2 separate regions of the Mus musculus genome follow, and region 1 is linked to region 2. The links are chromatin contacts, found by Hi-C or POLR2A ChIA-PET in ENCODE. All regions are on one chromosome and are shown on one strand. Each heading gives the region's core, a stretch centred on a gene start or an enhancer-like site at or near the end of the contact. The rest is flanking DNA. Distances are from core to core; before and after follow the strand shown. Region 1 has its middle 40 kb from the start of Gm36411. Region 2 holds the start of Gfpt2 (glutamine fructose-6-phosphate transaminase 2).

Region 1 (6,770 bases), core at 3,488-5,987, 39 kb before region 2:
ATTCACTTTCCCTTGATGTAGCCCACTCTTGACTGTGAGTGTGATCCTGGGGATCCTTTGGTTGATGGCTTTGACAATATCAGATCTCTCTTCCTTTTCCTTTCCTATTATTTTAACCCTTCTCCTCCTCATCTTTCTTCTCCTTTTCCTCCCTTTTTCCCCCTATCTTTCCTCTTCCTCTTTCTTCTTTTTCAGTGCCAATCAAACCCAAGGTCCCACTTATGCTTTGGAAAGAATTCCTCTGGGTCCTTGCCCCTGAACAAGACCTTAATTCACTCCTTATTAAACAACATTTACTGTCTGATCCAGGTTTCAGGCCCCGTGATTTTCAAAAGGGAGGTGTGTCTGTCCGGTCAAATCTCATAGCTTCTTAGGTCCTCCTGTCCCTGAGAGATCTGGGCTCCTGCTGAAGGATGTACCCACGTCCATCCATTTTCTGTTGTCATAACAGAATGGCCTAAAGAAAGAAGAAGTTCATTCATCTCACGGTTCTGAAGGCTGGATGTTAAAAATGAGGCAGTCATATCTGGTGAGGGTCACTTGCTGCATGGTATCATAGTGGGAAGGGGAAGGGTGGGCATGGAAGAGAGAAAACAACAAGGGGTAGCCTCACCTCAGAACCTGTAAGATCATCTGTCCCTCTTACTGCCTATTACCTCAGAAGGCTCCTGCCATCTCTAAAGGCCCATACAGCGGGAAATCACCTTTCAACATGAATCAAAATCATAGACAAGCTTCACCTCTCTGAGGAGGCTGCCCCACGGAATTGGCCAACTGCATGTGTAAATTCATGGCTTCACCTATTCAAGACTTTGTCCTGACGAGGGATGCTCTGATGAGAGGTTGGCTCTGAAGCATCTCAGGGGAATGAATGCTAAATTTAGTAAGGGAAGACTAGAGTCAAAACTCACCATTGGTCACAGACAAGAATGAGGTCAATGGGTGGGCAACGAGGAAAGGCTGAATTCACAGGGCTGCTAACTGTGGTCACCATTGCTGAGGCTAAACTCATGGTACGCAAGATGCTTTTGAGATTTCCCCCTCACCCTCTGTTTTGGGAAGGAGGGGGCCTTGAGACCAGACTCCAGTTTGATAATTTACTAAAGGAGCTCCAATGACTTAATGCCAGGTTACACTCAAGGCTGAAATTTAATATGGAAAAAGGTATGGGGAGAAGCAGAAAGGTTTGTGTTAGAAGAAAGATTAAGCATATGAACCAATCCCTATTTAGACTGGTGTTACCCAGGTCACATCAGCTCTGTAGAAGTGATCCTGATGAGATGCCTTCACCCAGGGAAGCCACTCAAGTCTCAGGATCTACAAGCTCCAATGAGGGCTTCTCATAGGCACAGAATGCTGTGGGACCCCTTGGGACCCCACCAGGGAAAACAGATATATGGAGTATCTTAATGCTTGCACAGCTCGATCCTGGCAAGTCCCAAGAAAACAGCATTTAGCAGTGGCCTTCTTGACCTGGGTGTACACAAAACATCACTTATCAGAAATTAGTGTCATAGTCTCCAAAATTGGCTGTGGTACAGTCCTGGCTCTGGGCTCCCAGGGAAATGGACAAGGGTTGAGCAACCACATAGAATATCTTAACTCTCTCCTCACAGCATTCCAGCCAGTCTCCACATGAAGATTACCAGTTCATTCACAAAGTTACAGAATCTGTGCCTGAGGCAGTGAGAAGAGGGGATGTTGTAGCAATCAAAAGGAAGGAGTTACTGGCAGTCGTGGCTCATACCGTTAATCCCAGCACTTGGGAGGCAGAGGCAGGCAGATCTCTGAGTTCAAGGCCAGAAAGAGTTTCCAGAGCACCCAGAGCTACATTGAAAAACAAAACAAAACAAAACACCCTGTCTTGGAGAAAGAAAGAGAGGGGGGGAGGGAGGGAGGGAAGGAGGGAGGGAGGGAGGAAGGAAGGAAGGAAGGAAGGAAGGAAAGAAGGAAAGAAAAAAGGAGTCTAGAGCTAGAGAGATGACTCAAAAGATTAAAAATACTTGTTGCCCTTGTAGAGGACCTGGGTTCAACTCTCAGAACCCACATGGAGGCTCACAACCATTTGTAATTCCATTTTAACGGGATCCAAAGGTCTCTTCTACCTCTGCAGGTACACACATGGTACACAGATGTATGTACATGCAATCAAAGTGTTCATACACATTAAATAAATAAATGAATCTGAAAAAATTAAAGAATTATTTATTTGAGTATACTGTAGCTGTCTTCAGATACACCAGAAGAAGGCATTAGATCCCATTACAGATGGTTGCAGGCCACTATGTGATTGCTGAGGATTGAACTTGGGACCTCTGGAAGAGCAGTTAGTGCTCTAAACAGCTGAGCCATCTCTCCAACCCTGCTGAAGAGAATTTTAAAGCAAGTTCAAAGGTAGGGAAGTCTTGATCTGGGAATGGTACTGCTCTTAATGCCAGAATTGCTGTGGGAAGTTTCAGTCCATGTACAGGGTAAATTTAAAAGTAGCAGCTTCCATCCAGTCCTAAATGGGATGTCTTTATTAAACACTATCCCTCAAGGCCCAGGAATCTTTGTGAAAGAGAAAGATTGTAAGAGCCAGAGGTAGTGAAAAACTCAAAGAAAAACATGTGTGTCTTCCTGATACACATATGAACTCACAAAGAGTGACACCATGAACAAGGCATGTGCTGGTTCAAACAAGATAAAAATCCCACTGCTGAGACGGGGAGGGGGACACAGCTCTACCCTTAACCAGTAGGCTGTATGAGACTGATTGCTGTGCATGTAACAATTCTTGATTCTCTAGTGCTTTTCTGCAAGCATGGGCACCTCATGTCCTTCTACAGTCACCTTGACTCCAAGTCAATTGCCCCAATCCCCCTCCCCCACAGCCCCTCCTCAGTGTATCAGTTGGGACCTGGAGAAGTGACTGTAGCGGCCTCCTTAAGACATTGTCACACCGTGAGTCTCAGCTTGTCTGCCTGCCACCTCTAATGAGGTCTATTGGGTAACTCTGGAGCTGGGTGGAGAGTGATGAGGAGAGACACCCAGACATTTGGTCAGTGCCACATCTGTATATCCCCAGGATAACCCAGGATAATCCTAGGATAACCCCAGGCCTCATGAATCAGTTCTTGCTTGCCCAAGTATCCTTTGTGTGGGGGTGCAGTGGGGTGGGGTGGCTCTGAGGTCCTGGCTGAGGCTTTAGAAGCCCCTTCCTAAGTATCTGTTGAGGATATGACTCTGTGAGGTCCTCTTCTTAGCTTCACTACAGGGTCGCCCGCAGCAAACCTTCAGCTGTGCACTTGACCCAGGGTGGAGAGACAGAAGGTGTTGAATCTGTCCTTGCTTCCTGTTGGCAGTCGTGGCAGCCTCTGGGCCTCAGGACCCTTGTGTTTATATCAAGTGCCACATTTTACTAAAGAGCAGAGGACACAGAGGGTCACTGGGGCCCATCTCAGCCCTTAGGTATGTTTGTTTGAACTGGTCCTCACAGAACATTCTGAACTGTAGTCAACATTTTAATGTCAGAAAGGTTTTAAAGAAGGAGGGGAAACAGCACTGTGGTCCAGTGACATGTGATCCAGAGTTTGACAATTCCACTGTGGCTGGGTGGTGGCCATCCCTTCAGACAAGGATCTCCCCAGCTGCTCACAATCGCTGCAACTGCTTGCTTCTCCAGCAGGGAGCTGTGTCTGCATCTTACTAGCTTCATGGTAGGGGTTGGACCACAGCTATGACCATGCCACCAATGAGCTGGATCAGATAGAGACATCCCTAACACACACACACACACACACACACACACACACACACACACACACACATGTCTGACTGTGCGCACATGCATGGTTCCTGTCAAGGCTCTGGGCTATGTCCCAGCCTTGGCCTCAAGTATGTGTTGACTACAATTCTTTATGGAAAAAGTCACTCTCCCTTACCCACCAACCATGAACATAGCACAGGAGGTGAGGACATGGAGGCAGGGGTGGCGGAAGCCCCTAGTGGGGGTTATCCCATTAGCCCCCTTTCTCCTCCTTAATACCCAAACTGAGAACCTGAAGCCAGCATTCAAGGCCTGACTCCAGACATTGAAGGTAATTCCCCACCTTGTCTGAAGTTTATGGTCAGAGTTGGGAGTACTCAGAAAGTATAGACATGGGAGGATGAGTGATAAGAAGCCTGGAGGGGGTTGGAAAGATGGTTTAGCAGTTAAGAGCACTGGTTGTTCTTCCAAAGGACTCAGATTCAATTCTCAGCACCCACAGGCAGCTCAAAACTGTCTGTAACTCCAGTTCCAGGGGACCAGATACCTTCACACAGATATACCTGCAGGCAAAACACCAACGTACATAAATAAAAATAAAAAACTTGGAAATAGGAATTCTGGATACCCAGAGAGCCAGGATTATGTGAAGTCGGCCCATCATCTCTCTCAGCCAGAACTTTGTAGCTTGGAAGTGGAGAGAAAGCAGAAAGGTATCCATCATTGGAAACTTTCAGGGTGGGGCCATCCCTGTCACCCCACACACTGAGCCTGCAATTCCTGAATTTAAAAGGAAGAAAACAGAAGCAGACAGGTCGACACTGACTGGGTCCCAGCTGTCTAGCCCTTGCAGTTGGCTGTCTGTCAGGTGGCTCTTCTGTCCTCTATGCCTGAGATCTTTTCCCTTATCTTTTTTGGTAAGCTCCTTCAAGACACAGTGGAAAAATCCGTTCGTTTCCAAAGCTTCCTTCTCCTCTTTCTGCCGGACATTCAGAGATCTGCTGGGGCTTCCCCCTTTTCCTTCCTGGCCACACGGGATAAGCAGTAATGGAATATTCCTCCATGAGGCCCCATGATCAGGGAACAAAGACCACTCCTTGCACTCTCAACACTCAAAGCAAGGAAAGCTCCCAGAGACGCCCAGCACACTTCTGACCTGTGTTTCATGGGTGTACAAACTGCATGTTCTTCCCTAGAGGCCCATGTGCCTGTGTGGTCAAGAAAGCCAGCTCTGACGTGTGAGAATCATGTACATCAGGCCCAGGGGACGGGAGGGGTCTGTCTGACCTCAGAGGGGAGTGTGGGGACACATGAAGTCATGCTTGTTTACGTCGCCTGTCATTTCCTCCCTGCTGAGCCACACAACTTTCCTTACCCCTCGGCCAGCCTCTGATTTATTCCCTGGCGTCATACACACTTTCAGTTTTGCTGCCCGTGGGGATGGCAAGGTCAGAACTGTTTGTCTGCAATAGGGGATAATGAATGTTAGCAAAGTTTGGCTTAGGGAATGCAAGACCCTCCCAGCAGCTGTCTAGTTCAAGCCTGGTGCAAGCTGGGAGATATCCCAGCCACATCACAACATCTGTGCAACGGGGACAGATTCACAGAGAGTCCATACCTGGGAAGCTCCTTGAGGGACAGAGGAGTGAGGGGGTCACCTGCCTCTATGGAGGACCCAGCAGTGTGGTTATTATCCTGGGCCTGTGGGCACCCACTTCCTGGCCCCACTTGTTCTGCTATGTCTGTAGCTGGTTGGCAGGAGACATAACTTTCCCCTGTGCAGGACTGGGGATGACTCCTCTTTGAGGCCCCTGCCCAAGGCCTCGTGGAAGCAGTATTGAAGCTAGGGATGAAAGGGTCTTTCTAAGTTGGCTTTCCCAGACCGCACTATTTACAGGCCTTGTTCACAGGAGCCGGAGAAGTGAATCTGAAGTAAGGGATGGCAGAGGGGCCTCAGAGAAAGGAGACGGGCAGGCCGTGAGCTCAGACATGGGGTCAGCAGGTGGAGGGAAGCACTGGTAAGAATGGTGTGGGGTGGCACACAGAGGCAGGTGAATCTCCATGAGTTCCAGGACAGCCTGGTCTACAGAGTGAGTTCCAGGACAGCCAGGACTACACAGAGAAACCCTGCCTTGAACCCCTCCCCCAAAAGGGGAGGTCTGAGGGGAGATGGGCTGTCAGGAAGGAGAAGCATGGGGGCAGAGTGAAGCAAGAAGGCCCTCGAGTTCCCTGTTGAAGGTAGAAGGGAGCCCAGTTCTAATTTGTTTCTTCCAGTACTGGTCCCTGGGGCAAAATGCCCTCCAAGGCTACACTGTGGGAGGAATGGAGGATCTCACAGAGCAGGGGTCCGAGCAGTATGTAAAGCTACTCAAAAGCACGGATGTTCACAAAGGTCGGCCAAGCAACTGTGTGCTGGGATATATGAACTGCACAGTTAAATATGAACAGGAACACAGATGCACACAGACACACGTGTGTAAGCGCTGTCCCATTCGGTAGGCATGTAGCCACTGCATGTTTCCCTGGAAGTCTGTCAGGCCCTCCTCAAGAACATACTCTTCTACCTGCAATGTCAGAGACTGGATCTGTCCATTCACTGGCTCTTGTGTTTTTTTTCTTCTTGAGGAGAGGTAGTTTGCATGGAGTAAAAGTCCCAAGTCCATTTCTAGTACACTTACTCTTAGGCCCATGTAACCTCTGCCCAGATTAAACCAAGAAAATATTTGGGGGCTGGAGAGGGTGGCTCAGTGATTAAGAACACTTGTTATGCCAGGCGTAGTGGCACACGCCTTTAATCCCAGCACTCAGGAGGCAGGGGCAGGCAGATTTCTGAGTTCGAGGCCAGCCTGGTCTACAAAGTGAGTTCCAGGACAGCCAGGGCTACACAGAGAAACCCTGTCTCGGAAAAAAAAAAAAAAAAAAAAAGGACTCTTGTTCCCAAACTCCCATAGTAGCTCACAACCATCTGTAACTGCAGTTCCAAGAGATCCAGCCCCTCTTCTGGCATCCAGGGGAAACAGGC
Region 2 (6,703 bases), core at 3,821-6,320:
CTACTGGAGAAGAAATAGGAAAACAACAAGAATATCAGACTAGCCTAGCAGGGTGAATATTGAATTCTATAGACCATGTAGAGTACATGCTAGTATGATATGGGCGCCAATGGACTCTGGGCGCATAATCATTTTTAATCTGGATGGTCTCTCTCTTGGGCTGGCCCCACTAGTTTCCACAGCTTACCTCTGCAGATAGATATTCTATACTTCTGGAGTCTTTCCCTTCCTGGAGTCTCTGTGGATGCTTAGGTTTCACCTTCACAGCTTTATGCACTATCTTCTCAGGGAGACCTGCAGGCATCTTGACCCTGCCACACAAATCCTGTCCTCTTGGGCTTTCTTTGAAATTGGTGTGGAAGCCTCTGTGATCTGATAACTCTGGGATTCTAAACACCTACAAAAAGAAGGCCAGCCATTAGCTTGAGTAGAGAGTTTTGGACCATGACTACCACAGCCTTTGAATGCCCAGGCAGATGTACCCAGTGAAATGAAGCCCAGGGAAACAACTTTGTGGACATCCCCGTGTGAGCTGAGTATCCCAAGGCCCATCCTGCTCAAGTGAAAGTCTTCAAATGAGCCTGCACTAAACGAGGTCTGGCCGATTCCTGAGACACTCTGTTGGCCTTCTTCTGTTGTCCCAAAGCAAAGCAATCAGCTTTTATTGATGTTAATCTTTTCAGAAATGATGTCTTGCATAGTCCCAACTTTATGCTGCTGTTCTGACTAAGCTGCAGGTTTTCTTGGTTTGTTGGTTTGCTTGCTTTCAACTTTCTGCTCTGCACTTTGCTCCTAATGTGCACTGTAAACCTGTCTGAAAGCAGCCAGCGGTAGTCGTGCCACAGCTTGAGTGGTCAAGAAATTTTACAACCGATTAGCCTTTAAACTCTACTTCCCACAAAGTCTCAGGACATGGGTGAGGGGCCTCTTATCCAGTTTCCAGTAGAATCCTCACTTCCACCTGAAGCCTCATGAGTACTGTCTTCTCTGTCCCTATTACTCTCACCACTCTGGTATTCTGAGCACCCATCAGAATATCCCATCAAGCTCTGCTTTTGGCATCCTAGGGTTTCACTGAACTTTTTTTTTTTTTTTTGACTCTTCCTGAAAACCAGTTCTAAAAGCTTCCAAACCATGTGGTAATGCCACAGGAACAGCTCCACCTCCCAGATACCAGTTTTCTATATTGATGAGACTGCCTATTGCTGTAACATATTGACTGAGTGAAGCAGCATAAGAGAAGACATTTTAATTTCAATCCACAGTGGAAAAGATGTTGTGGAGCAAAGCAGCTTACATTTTAGAAGCCAAGAAGCAGAATAGAAAAAAGACAAGGTCCCACTTCTAAAGTTTCCAGAACCCCCCCCCCCCAAACAGTATTGATAGCCAGAGACCAAGCATTAAACACATAGGTCTGTAGGGAAATCTCCTATTTAAGCCATTATACAGCCCTGCAGAAGGAGAGGTTATATGACAGGCCTCCTGTGCTATACCCAAGTTTCTATTCCTTGATGCTTCCCCCTCATATCTAGCTGAGGGCTAGGGAGATAGCCTGAGGTAGAGAACTCCATCCAAGTCTCCACACATGGGACTTGGCCTATACACCTAGGATCCTACCTGTTACCTGCCTTGAACCTTACTCACAGGTCTCCCTTGGATCTCCCTTCATACACACCCCATACCTCTTTATCTAACAAGAGGTTTTCAGCTGCAAATCTCAGTATCCCTCACCCTGAACTCCTGAGGAGTTCTGCTTAAATCCAGGAAGCCCTATGCTGGGTTGGGCTAGGTGTCTAGACAACTGGATTCAAGTGGTGTTTCTGTATTGGGAGGATTAAAAGGATATTAAGGAGAAGACATATCTCAGATTGCCCTGTTGATAGCCCAACTCACAGAGCTGAGGCTGAGAGAAACTTGGCAGTGAAGTCCCTTATGATAACATGCTAAATGGTGAAAATCCAGGGCCCCAAAAGAGTTGCTATGTCATGGACAAATTGGGCACCATGGTCAGACTCCAGCAATAGCATCCCAGGGAAGGCAGATGAGCAGAGCCTGTGCCTGGGAGATGGCAGATTCACATACCATGTCAGGAGGATAGCTGTGGAGCTTCACTGGGCTATTCAGGTAGAATGGCCATGGGCCAGAGAGGAGCAGAGAGTAAATCTCCCAACTACAGAGAGGGTTGAGACACGTGTATAGGTGAAGAAGCCAATACATGCCTCACCTTCTTGGCCAGTGGGGTCAAAGTGTCCCTGAAAAGTGGTGCTAGAATCACCCATAGACAGCATGTTAGTACTGGACATCCAGGGCCCCCAGGCCAGGTACAGCAGCCTGCTCTGAATGGGTAGACAGGGTTCTGCCTATGGGTATACAGGCTCACCCTCCTCTAAAGAGAGGTACAAGCCATGCTGAGAGAGGTTCTGATGCTCCTTTCCACTGCTTCTGTCCTCCAAAAGGGTCCATACCTGAACTCCCACAGCTAAATCCTCATCGATGGTTTGACTCTTTGGGGATTTCTTGCATACATTGGAGCAGGTCCCTGACTAGGATGAGGACATGAAAGTTACCTCCAACAAGGACCTAATGGACTAGGGCTGTCGCTCCCTACCTGAGCATTCCACCGAACCTCTCTCTGGTCAGAGTACTTGTAGGGTGAAGGTGTCAGGGCTGCACTTAGTCTCACATGACAGAAGCGACTGCAGTGGGTAGTCAAGTAAAGATAGGAATTTATTAAGTTTTCTCTCACAGAACGCCATAGGCTAGGTGATTCCTAAGTAATAAATCCTTATAGCCTTGTGGTTTTTAGAGGCTAGGAGGTCGGTAAGTGAGGGGTGGTGTCTGGCATGGATCTTCCTGTCATATTATCCTACAGGAAGATAACCTCGATCTAGAGGATGTGAGAGGCTATACTCAAAGGTCCGTGCACTCTTTTAATTAGCATTAATTTGTTGGTGGAGGTGCAGCCTTCGTAGCCCAATCGATTTTCAGAGGTCCTGCCTGGTAATAGTAGATCATTGAAAATTGTATCACACAGCACTTGCTTTGGGGACATGTTTAAACCACAGAGCTGTGATTATGAAAAAAATCCATGAACAGTCAGGGCTCTGGAAATGTGTAACTTTGTCCATCTAAGGATCCAATTTACTCTGGCTCGTTCCACTCTTAGACACCCTCTATCTCATCCCAAATGTGATCACTAACTCCCCAAACTATCCCCCATACAGCTGTACCAAGAGAATCTGTTCTTTTCTGTTTCCTCTATGTCTCCAAATGCAGGAGGTTGTTGAGCATGGTCACATAAAATCCCTGACCAATCCTAGAGCCAGGTGAGTCCAGTGGCTATGACTCTTCCAAAGGCTCCCAGGCCTACTGGTCCCAAAAGCAAAGGATGCCTCCAGGGGTCATAGCAGTCACCCCTGCCACTTTTCATATGGAGACACAAAATTACAATAAAAGTGGAGGACAGATATGCACTATGCAAGGACACGGGGATCCTGGTATTTTGGTGCCAGTAGAAGGCCTGTTTCTTGTCCCCTTCTGTGGAGTTCTGCCCAGCCCAGGGCCTTCTCTACAGAGATGTCAGATGTCCAATTTCCTATGTGACCACCAGCTTAGTGTCTGCCCCACCCATTGTTTTGTAAGAGCCAGGAGGCTGGATCTGTCTTCATTCATTAAGTTCCTATCACCAGGAGAGATGTGAAGTGCAGATTTGGGAATGAATGATGAATGGGTAAATGAATGAATGAGTGTCACCTTGCGTCGCTGAGGTGAAGGAGCAGTGCTGCTCCTGAGTCAGCTTTAGGCATCAGATGATTCAGCCCAACCTTCTCAGTCAGTACCATCGAATTTCAAACTCCTCAGTGGGCACAACACCTCCATTCCCAGGGAGCTGCAAAGCTACGGAAAAAAAAAAAAACAAAACAAAAAAAAAACGCCAAACACAAGACTTACGCTAGTTTTTCTCTTTAAAAACTATAATTGGGGAATACCATTGATTTAGATTTCAACAATTTATTTATTTATTTAAGTTAAACCATGCACACACAGATGGCTTCAAAGTGAGCAAATATTGGGCCAGGTCTTTTCTCAGGAGATGAGGGGGCTGGAGAACAGAGAGGAGAGGAGGAGACAGCCGGGAACTAGGGCGGGGGAAAGCCAGCCTCGTGACTCATCCGTCGCAGGGTCGAACCAAGGCTCCAGGTCACTGTGGGGCGGTGGAGCCCCTGGCTTGGATGCAGGCTCACGGCTTGCCAGACGGGTCTGCCAGCGCATCTCCATTATGGGGCGGTTTCCGGGGCGGCCCAGCTTTCCTTTAGACCTGGGGGATGCCTACCCCCTGCACCTCTCAGGTCCGGGCTCTGGCACATCTTGGTCAATATCTTATATCTTAATAAGGAGCTTCAATTTTCTCCCTTTTTCAGCCAAGCCCAGTTTGCTCCTGGCAGGCTTGGAAGAAGTTCACAAGCCTAGTGTGTGCTACTTTTTCTTGCTCTGAAAGAAGTTTGGAATAGTGAGTGGGGCATGTTGCAAGAATAGGAGTCCACTCTGTGTGTGTGTGTGTGTGTGTGTGTGTGTGTGTGTGTGTGTGTGAGAGAGAGAGAGAGAGAGAGACAGAGAGAGAGACAGAGAGACAGAGAGAGAGACAGAGAGACAGAGAGAGAAAGGCAGAGAGGGAGACAGAGACAGAGAGAGACAGATTGGTTGTACTCTGTGTCTACACAGTCTGTCTGGCCTTAACCTCAGGAGGATCTGAGAGGTACATTTTATTATTATCACATTTTACAAATGAAGAAACTGAGGCACGGAGCGATCTGTCCCCCTTGCTAAAGTTTCACGTCTAATATGACTGACTCAAAATTCCAACTCAAGGTGTTTACCACCGATTGGGCTTCCTCCCTCCCCTTACAGTAGAGACTGGAGCTTGGGAGCCGCCCCTCACCCCTTACCCTGAGTCTTGGGGGCCCCCCGCTGTTGTCACGACAACCAGAAACCAATAAGGAGCAAGCAGGCGGCAGGAGGCTCCGCCCCAGCCCCACCCCTCTCGGAGGGCTACTGGCTGGCTATAAGGGCAGGAGACCGAGCGGCGGGAGCCTGAGCCAGGGAGCGCGAGGCGCAGCGAGTCGTCTGAGCGTCTGGAGCGATCGGAGCCACCATGTGCGGTGAGTGCACAGCGGCCTTCTCCCTCAGAGCCTAGGCCAGAGAGCCAGGCACAGGGGACCTGCTAGGGGCGGCGATTGTGGGGCTTTCATTAGCCAGGCCTTCCTTCCCCGCGCGCGGACCCAGAGTGACGTCTCGGGGACATGGGGGCGTGGGGAGGAGGACGACTAAACTCCGTGTAAGAGGAACCAAGCCAGGACCTCACAGAGCAGGGGCAACGAGGCAGGTCCCAGAAAAGGAGCCCCGCAACACAGAGGTGTCTCCACCAGGAGGGTGCTTCCTTCACTTGGCCCACAAAGGCCGCCACGAGCAACCTCATCATTCCGGGCTCGGAGTGGTGGTCCAGAGTCCCAGTTTGCCGCGCCCACCGAGGACAGGAGACCTCACCTGTGCGGTGTCAGCAGCCCGCCCCGGGGCGTCCCAAACAGCTCCTGGTGCGCTCAGAAAGGTTTGCCCATCTTGCTTGCGACTCAAAAAGAATCTCCTGTCCCTAGAAGGGTGGGAACTGTGGAAAAGCTTTGCTGGAACGAGCTCTTGGCGACAGGATAGATAGTGACTTCCCCGGAGCCTTGGCCCAAAGCTAGGAGCGGGAGCCCTGGACCGGATAGCTGCGCAGCCCGGAGCGACGCCGAGGTGTCCAGCCGGGTTTTGAGAGCAGAAGGGAGGCGGCCGCCCTGGGCGCACATCTGCAATTCCTTACCCTCCTGGCTGGCTGGGCCGCCTCCGCTGGCTGGCTGGCCGGGGAAAGCCGGGAACTTCTGGGACAAAAGGTCACTGTGCGCTTTTTTTTTTCCTGCCTTGAGTAGGATTCAGTTACCCACTCCAGCCCCCTGCGGCTGGAGAACCTGGTGGAACTTTTGAAGCCATGAAAGGCGCCTCTCTGACTTTGCTGAAGGCTTGTGGGGTGGGGTGTGCCAGTGGGTGAGTCCAAAGCCAAGGTCTGTACAGGCCTTGTTTCATGAGCCAGGAGACCAGGAGAAAGGAACCACAGAGCAAGGATTAGGCAGGAACCATGGGGACGCAGCCTCATCCAGAGAGAGCCGGGGTCAGTTTAAAATCCTGGATCCTCAGACAGAATCTTAGGACTCCTGGGCATCCTTTGGCAACGTGTGTGAAAGGTTGCTTCAGGCGTTTCTGGACACTGAAATGAAACAAATGTATAAGTTTTGTCAGATTCAACCCGCCCCCCGCCCGCCCCCCCCCCCCGTTTGAGTTCTTGTAGATCTTTAGCCACCGGTGGCTTTAGAACCAGACTTTAGCAAGAGACCTGAAACTACTTGAGCTCCAGGGCTTTCCTTGCTGAGCCTCTCAGATGGCCCTGCATCTCCACCATCAACCACCTCAGCTTCCCACCCTGTTTCCTCCTGGCGTCTGCCTTTCTTCTGTGTCTTTCCAAGCTCTGGAGAACTGTCTCCTCCAACCCTTTGGAAGAGATGGGGTTTGGGTTATAACCAACCCGTCTCCTTTCTAGACTTTGGTATTGATTTGTGACTGAGTATGAGAAGTGCTTTGAGGTCACCAAAGAATGTCTAGGATGCAGTAGAAG

What was found. Hi-C counts contacts between places; a loop is a spot of excess contacts on that map. ChIA-PET counts read pairs that join two places held with the same protein, here RNA polymerase II (POLR2A).
Region 1: a loop to region 2 is called in a map of heart, with 1.8 times the contacts of the local background. The contact joins the enhancer-like site here to the promoter of Gfpt2 in region 2. A Hi-C loop is called at or near these places in 2 of 37 maps with a recorded cell type or tissue (heart and left cerebral cortex). POLR2A ChIA-PET finds 5 or more read pairs at or near these places in 3 of 5 experiments (all embryonic stem cell).

What each region holds. Positions count from the first base shown.
Region 1 is chr11:49,750,359-49,757,128 of GRCm38, forward strand. No RefSeq gene overlaps it. Among named protein-coding and RNA genes, the nearest start is that of Gm36411, 40 kb to the left of the region's middle. Within about 2 kb of position 4,738, at least 1 of the 3 ENCODE cell types and tissues checked has a DNase peak (open chromatin) inside an H3K27ac peak, as active enhancers do; it is heart, where a contact is called at or near this core.
Region 2 is chr11:49,789,085-49,795,787 of GRCm38, forward strand. It overlaps Gfpt2 (glutamine fructose-6-phosphate transaminase 2), which reads left to right and starts at 5,071. Exons shown (of 19, transcript NM_013529.3): 1 at 5,071-5,159. The coding sequence starts at 5,153. It overlaps Gm36507 (a long non-coding RNA gene), which reads right to left. Exons shown (of 4, transcript XR_003949545.1): 4 at 5,154-6,298.